Linked DNA regions of Homo sapiens: region 2 is linked to region 1. Evidence: chromatin contacts called from ENCODE Hi-C or POLR2A ChIA-PET data. All regions are on one chromosome and are shown on one strand. Each heading gives the region's core, a stretch centred on a gene start or an enhancer-like site at or near the end of the contact. The rest is flanking DNA. Distances are from core to core; before and after follow the strand shown. Region 1 holds the start of GRHL3 (grainyhead like transcription factor 3). Region 2 overlaps STPG1 (sperm tail PG-rich repeat containing 1).

Evidence for each region. Hi-C counts contacts between places; a loop is a spot of excess contacts on that map. ChIA-PET counts read pairs that join two places held with the same protein, here RNA polymerase II (POLR2A). Pooled maps may share reads with other maps.
Region 2: a map of mammary epithelial cell shows a loop between it and region 1 (4-fold over the local background). The contact joins the enhancer-like site here to the promoter of GRHL3 in region 1. A Hi-C loop is called at or near these places in 5 of 168 maps with a recorded cell type or tissue (B cell, PC-9, mammary epithelial cell and 1 more), 3 of 37 single-sample maps with no recorded cell type and 13 of 50 pooled maps. POLR2A ChIA-PET finds 5 or more read pairs at or near these places in 10 of 52 experiments (H1, HCT116, HEK293 and 7 more).

What each region holds. Positions count from the first base shown.
Region 1 is chr1:24,317,378-24,321,090 of GRCh38, reverse strand. It overlaps GRHL3 (grainyhead like transcription factor 3), which reads right to left and starts at 1,734. Exons shown (of 16, transcript NM_198173.3): 1 at 1,523-1,734. The coding sequence starts at 1,539. The region is part of intron 1 of GRHL3-AS1 (GRHL3 antisense RNA 1); the gene reads left to right.
Region 2 is chr1:24,363,457-24,367,213 of GRCh38, reverse strand. All of the region lies in intron 7 of STPG1 (sperm tail PG-rich repeat containing 1), which reads left to right. It also overlaps a transcript of GRHL3 not described here. Among named protein-coding and RNA genes, the nearest start is that of GRHL3-AS1, 43 kb to the right of the region's middle. RefSeq lists enhancers at 1,887-1,936, 1,701-1,995, 1,198-2,397. Within about 2 kb of position 1,858, at least 9 of the 41 ENCODE cell types and tissues checked have a DNase peak (open chromatin) inside an H3K27ac peak, as active enhancers do; they include HCT116, PC-3, PC-9 and 1 more, where a contact is called at or near this core.

The sequences.
Region 1 (3,713 bases), core at 485-2,984:
TCAAGATTTTTTTGCGCGTTCAAAGTATGGAAAAATAGCAAGAGGTTTGGGAATGCTCATTGATTGGTTAGTTCTACATGAAATGACAATGGTGTTACTGGTGTGTTCTCCACCAGCCTTAAAAGCAATCACTATTCTAAAATTGTCAAATCCTCTAACAACCCCATGAGGTGGATACTACTGTTGGCCACTATTTACAGATGAGGATTAAGGGACTTGCTCAACATCACACAGCTATAAGTGCTAGAGCTGGGACTTGAACCCAGGTGTCAGTACCAATGCTCCTGCTCTTATTCTCATTGCGGTCCAATTGTCAATACATTGTCAACCCCGGGAAATTCATTCAAAAGAAATGTGCCTGTTAACCCAAGTGATTGTGCTGTGAACATGAAGAGCTGAAGGGCTAGCTAGAACATAGAATCCGGTCTGCAGTCAGGACCTAGCACTGCTGTCTGCCCACAGATCTTCAAGTTCTTAAAAGTCTGTTGAGGAGCAGTTAGAAAAAAGATGGTACAATCCTTGCCTCTGCCCACTCACCTCTGAGGGTGGCAGGAAAAGGAGAGCCTGTGTTTAAAGGATTCTGGCTTCTCCTGCCAGCTCCCTGAACCCAATCTAAAGCAGCCCAGATCCCAGCCTCACCCTACCTTCTCTAAGGTCTGGACCCCAAGAAGGACATCATGGTGAAGATCAGCATCAGTCAGTCAGGATCTTAAATCTCAGATGTGGGCAGGAAGGCACATGCATCCTCCCAGCCAAAAGAGGTGACCTACCAAAAATCACTTCTCATCTTCCCCAGCCTTAGAACTGCCTCTGAATGAGAGGAACCACATTTTACTGAACGCATCTTCAGACCATAGCTTTATGCTAAGCATTTTACAGCATTTATCACACTTAACTCTTTCCAGAATTCTACAAAGCATTCTTGTACCCATTTTCCAGATGAGGAAAATGAAGCCCAGAAAAATTGAATGTCTTGTCTGAGATCACCCAGGGACAGAGCCTGGATTTGAACTTAGGTCAAGCCCACTACAAAGAGTACACATGCTTAACCACCACACTGTAACCTTCCCACTTGGGACTGTTCCAACCCAGCAAACAAGTCCCTTTAGAGAAACCCAACTCTCTGCCTAAGACAGCTCTTAGAACTACCTTAAAGAAGTTCCTTTTGGCAAGAAGATAGAAAGCCTCGATGGGATTGGGGTCGTCTGATTTCCAAGGCCCCTTCAGAGGATCAAAAAGTGGTGCCAGAAACCTTCACAGTTTCAGTCTTGTGTTTCCCTGCCTGGCTCGAAACTGCTCAGCAAAGAGAATGAGAAAAACTATTTTCCCAGGGAAACACTCACCTCTAGCTTGAGACTGGGGCTTGCCTTGACACGCCAAAGTAAGATCGTCAGCCCATTCATTTACCCTTACAAATTGCTCTGTGAATCCCGGTGCCGGCCTCCCCGCTCTTCCCCCTCCAGGAAACCCCATCCAGCCTCCACGCTCTGAGAGCGGCAGGTATCCACCGATGTTTACTCACTCAAGTTCATTCGACATCTTCCTGCTCCCAAGCTCCGACGATCAGCACTGAGGCTCTGCTGACCGCTTGTCTCTAATTCTTGCCTGACACAGACATTCTCTGCCCGGGAAAGTGTTTGATTTATGTTGAGGTTTGGGTGTCGAGATTTTGCTGACAGGTAGGTTCCCAGCAGCGCTGGCGCTGATTGGCTACAGGTACAGGTGCCGGCGACTGGAGGTATACCTCAACAGGTGCAGCTGTTAACTCTTAGCCCGCCGAGGAGGGCGGAGCTATGGGGGACTGGCTGGGTGGAGCTGGCCAATTCCTTCCTTGGTGAGGGGGTGGGGGGTGGAGATGAGGGAGGAGGGATGGAGAAGAAAATGTTGGAAAGAAGCAAGATAACTAGAGGAAAAGTACAGGGACAAACAGATAACTTGGCTTAAAGGAAAACTTGATTCCTGTTTCTAGTCATTGTCCCAGATACCCAGAAACATCCCCACCCCCAAATTTCTTTGCCCCCTCCTTCTGTACCACTGGGGAATTCTCAAAGGAGAGAGCAACTTTTCCCAGGTAGATCTTTGTATAAGTTCCCTTTTTTTCAGTTTCCCCTTTAAGGTAATATTTTTGAATAATCTTTTGCAGTTACTCAAGTGACTTCTTTTGGTTCTTAAAGTAACCTACCGTGGTAGATTTATTATCGCTTCCCCCTTCCTCTTCAACACATATTTTACAGATGAGGGAGGAAATGGAGGCCAGAGAGGCAAAGTGCCTTGCCCAAGGGCACAGCTAGCGAGGTCCCAGCCCAGATCCAATCTGCAGTCATCTCACTCCAAGTCTGGCTGCCCCTTGGGCTGAAGTCAGTGGCCTCAATTCAGTAGACATTCATTGAGCACCCGTTGTGTGCCAGACCCTACTCTGGGTTCTGGAGAAACTGAGGCCAGAAAAAACAGGGGTTACTGTTCTAAAGGAGTTTACAATCTGGGGGGTGTGTGTTGGTGGCAGGGGGTGGGGGAGTAAAGGAGAACAGGCTTTTATTGGGTGTGAAGGGGGTGTGGGCAAGCCACATACCTCTGGTCAGCACAGAAGGGATAGAAAAGTTGAAGGCTCCTCTGAAGCCTCAGCCAGCTGGTCATTTCACAGGCTCCAAGTGCTTCGTTCTGTATTGGGAACTTGGGAGAAATTCAATGCCTGTCAGATGAAGTAATTGTGGAGTAATTGCTGTGAGCTGTCTACTATAAAGAACAAGCTTGGTAAACCCCAGAATATCCACAAACACAAACAGGAGAATGTAAGAGCTTTTTAAAGAGCTTCTTCCAGGATTAGTTTGAAATTAAATCTAAGCCAGAGATCTTGGCATCTTTTTTTCCCTCTCTCTCTTTCTATTCTCCCCTCCCCCACCCTTCCCCTTTTGGCAAATTATCTCTTTGCTGTGTCTTCCTGGAAACCTCAACTTGGCCCACTCCTCTCTCTCTTCTCTGGGAACGGCAAGTGAGGTTTCAGCTACCCCTGCCAATTTATGGAGGTTTTTCAGGGTAAAGTCAGAATTCAAAGGAGCCCTCTTGGGGTGGGGTCAGGGCTCTGGAGAGGGGGTACTGGGTTTGAGAACTCTCAGAGATTGGTTTCTCCCTGGAGGCTGTGTTGGGGGAAGCCCAGGGGACCCTAATAAATAATAGTAAATAATTGCTAATAAAGCCACCTCCTCAGAGCAGCCCTCTTCAGTCACCCTTGTTAATAAAGTAGACATTCAATCACTCTGGATCACACTACTTTTTGTTCTCTGCAGAGCCCTTATGACTTATGATACAATGTAATATGACCTATGATATTTTTCTAATCGTTTATTGTCTTTCTCCCCTTCCTCTGGAATGTAAATTCCATAAGAGCAAAGACTTTGTGTCGCTCACTGTGGAATCTCCAGTGTCTGGCACCTAGTAGGTGCTTCATATACCACAGGCACCGGGCATTGTGCGCCTTTGCATACATTGTGTCGCCTAATCCTTACAGCAACCCTGGGAGATAGACATTTTTGATACCCCCATTTTATAGATGAGGAAACTGAGGTACAGAATACTGAAGTAAACTACTCAAGCTGCAGAGCTAGGCAGTGGTAGAGCTAGAGCTGGGATTTAATCCGAGAGCAGAGCCTGGGTGCCCAACCACTTCACAGAGCTTATTGGTGGCTGAAGGGCTATTTGGTGCCAACTGTAACTGC
Region 2 (3,757 bases), core at 609-3,108, 46 kb before region 1:
TCAGGTGAACAGGACACCACGCCTCCAGCCAACCTCATCTGGGAACAGCCTCGAAGCCAGGTGGAGGAGCCTGCAGCAAAATGCCGGGTTAGGTGGCCCCAGGGGTGTATGGCCATGTACAACCCATGGGGCCGTCTTCCCACTGGGCAGTGCAGCGGGACTGCGTGTCTGGGGCTTCTAGGGCTCGCTGGCTCTCTGTCAATGCTTCACAAATAAAAGGTCTTTGGTTAATAAGTCTGAGAAGCACTGCATCGTAACCCTCTGCCCCTGAGAACATCGCAGTCTGCACAGGCATCTTAAAGGCTCTGAGAAGGCCTGCAGTAAAGGAACCTATTAACCCGCTGTCTCCTAAACTTGGGTTCACCCTGATGAGGGGATGGTGCCCCAGGCTCTATAGCACGACATTTGTATAGCTGGCTCTGTGGTCTGGGGCTGCTCTGGGCACCTCTCTGGGTCTTCATTTCTCTATAAGCGAAAGAAGGGTGTCTGCATTTCTGACACATCAGAATCCCAGGTTTGCTCACCATGGACTCAGGAGAGCACACAGGGGACAACGAACGTGGAGCCAGCCTGGACCCACAGAGGAGGTCCAGATTATGTATTTTAAAATTAACGTGGGAAAGATGAAGCTAAGAAATTTATCATTTTATTTGGAAAGCAAGAAGATAAGACTGGTAGGCTTTGGACTATTCTAAAAAAAACATTTATCTGTTCCCGATGAATGATGAAGAAAATGATGTAATGAAAAGAAAAGACAGCTGAATATCAGAGTGTTGAGGAAATATCCAAAATCCAGTTTCTCAAATTCCAGTTCTGTTTTCTCCTGTGTCCCTGGAGGGAAGAGAGGGACAGGAGCTACACGGGTTCCTGAGGTCAGTAGACCCCTGAGGTGACCCCATCTGCATGCACCTTCCCTTAGGACTTTGTCCACATCAGAACTAATCCTCTTTAGCTCTCCACGGCTACGTGGAGCGGCGGTGACTTGCCGCCATGTTTCTTTCTCGGGAACACACGCGTGCCATGCAGGGGGAGACCTGCCCTCATCTGTCTTGGGTTGGAGTTGATGGGCTTCCCATTCTTGGGCAGAGTTACAGCTACAGAAATGCTTTTCTGGATCTGCTTTCTTCAGGGTGCAGGAAGCATCAGTGCAGATATGAATTCTCCCTGGAGTTTTTAGTCTCATGTTACTGGCCAAAAAATGTAAAGCCCAGCCGTGAGAGGATGGCTGGATATGACCAAAGCTCAGGAGGCCACCATTAGGGCAGGGAACGGCTGATCACGTCCCCTGAAGAGGCCATGGAGGCAGCGTGGGCAGTGGATTGATTAGCGTAGGCCCCAAAGTCAGTACCATGGAACCTCCACTTTCCCTGCTCACCAGCCCTGTGGGCCTGGGGGAAGGGAGGTCACTTAACTCCCAGTGGGTTCAAAGTCATCCTTGGTGAACCAGGATAAGAACACCTCATAATGTGGTTGTAAGGATAAAAGGAGATAACCCACAAAATTCACATGGTAACTTGTATTTTTATCAAAGCAGGTGAGCGGGTCCTCTGTGTCTTCCTAGGGTTTCTAGTGTGGCCCCGCAGGGCGGATGCTGTGCTTGGGGCTGGCTGTTTGTTAGCACTGGCATTTCTGAGCTCCTTAGCTAAAGGTCATGCCATCGGGTGTTCCTTGGCCATGGCCACCTTGCTGACTCAAAGCTAAGAGGACTTCTCAGCTTCCAGGGTGTCTTCAGAAGCAAAGTGAAGTATCAGCCAAGGTTTCGCTTCTGAGGTCTTCAATATCCGTCACAGTGATGACTCAATCACTTAGGGTGAGTCAGGGTGAGAGTTTTGGAGATCAAAATAGTTCCTCCTAGGCAATGCCTTCCAACTCATGCTCCCCAGCAAGGAGGTGCAACACTCAGGGCCATTTTTCTAACCCTTGATCTGCTTCCTGGAGTTTTAAGCCACTGGATTTGCACAGACACGCTGTCTTGTCACAGCTAGAGCTGAAAAATCAAGCCCCGTTGGCCCCACTCCAATTTTGGTAATTAGATTGGACCCACCCTAACTTCCCCTGGGATTTTCAATTAGATATGGGATGCTTCTTCCCAAGCAGCTGTAATCTGTCACCCGCTACCCTGTTAAACAGATACTGCATTCCACCCCAGAGGCAATCGGCTGCCCTTTAATGATGAGAAAAATTGCCCCTTTATCCCTCCCAACCCTGGGAATCCCTGAGGCGAGTGAATGTGTGCCTGGGAGTGTCTGGAGGGTCTCAGATGCTTTCCCCAAGTGGCCTGCTGAGTCCTCTAAGACATTCATTATTCTTAGGTGATTTGCAAACAGCTCACATTGGAAGCTGCAAACACACTTAATCCAGTTGTGGCCAACTCAGAGCCTTTGATAGATGTTTTCTTTCCACGGGGCAGGGCCAGGTTGGCTTTTATAACTGAGCAATGAGGCTCATAAAAGCCCTGGTCACAATGCACTGTGGGCTGCCCTGGGTTTGATCCAGCCTGACCTTTGTGATTTGTCAGCCCCACCTCGACATGGAGGGACCAGCCCTGGATGAGGATGAAACTGTCATGTGGGCCTCAGATGCCTGGGCTCCTTTACATGCTGCCAGCCCTCTGCTTTTCTCTGCACTTCAGCAAATGTTCCCGGGATAGGGCTAGGGGCCTCAAAGCTGAGGAAGACACAATACCTTCCCTTAAAGAGCTAGGCAAGTAAAAGCCATAGAAAATGCAACATTTTAAATGCAAAGTAATAGCCAGAATGTATTCAGGGGCCACATACTCTGAGCTGAGAGCTCTCAGATGTGACCTGCCGTCGTCCTTCCACCTCTCCTCCAGGTGGGTGTGTCATTCCGAGTTTACAGTGAAGTGCAGGCTGTTGACGGTGGTGGGGCTGGGATTTGAATCCAGGTCCCTCTGCCTCCAAAATCCATCTCCAAAACCCATGTTCCTCACTTGAGTCACAGGATGGGAACATTCAAGACAGTCAGGTGGGGGGTGGCGAGACAGGCGTGGGTGGAGGAGAGAAGTTTCCCTGGAAGAAAGTGAGAACGTCAAGAATTGAATTCGAGTTTGCAGGGAAAGTTGGTGTTTCTCACAGAAGGAACAGCAGGGACAAAGGCATGGAGTTGCTGAACTGTGTTGTGTTGGGTGTTTCTGGAAGGTAAAACGGAAGCAGCAGGACATGGGAGATTAGGCTGGATTGAGAGGCCATAAATAGATCTTGCCTTTAAGTTTTCATCAGGGTTTGTAAGTGGGGAGTATCAGAAGCAAGTGAACAACCCAGGAAATCACTGGTGAATGGAGGGTTGAAGGCAGTCTAGGTGCTCAGCGTCTGTCTCCTTGTGTCCCAATTCCTGCCATAACAGCTACAGCTTTCCCCATTCCATGCTTTTGCTCCTGCTGTTCCCTCTGCTGGAAATGCTCTTCCCCACCTGAAGATTTTCTGGATTTCTGGATGGATTTCTGGATTCATCTTGTTGGAATTAATGTCCCTCTGTCTCTGTCTCTTTCTCTCTGCTTTCAATGCAGTTTTTTATTTTAACCTCTATTCGAACAGATTTCATGTTTTTAAACAAATGTTACAAGTAAAGCACAATCTTCCTAACAATCTGGGTAGTAGGTATTATTTCCACTGTTTTACAGATGAGGAAATTGAGGCTTAAGGAGGTTAAGAGCCTTTTCTAAGAACACATAGCTGTTGAACGGGGAAGTGGGGATTCAAACCCAGCTCTGTCTGAGTGCAAAGCCTGTACTGCCTGA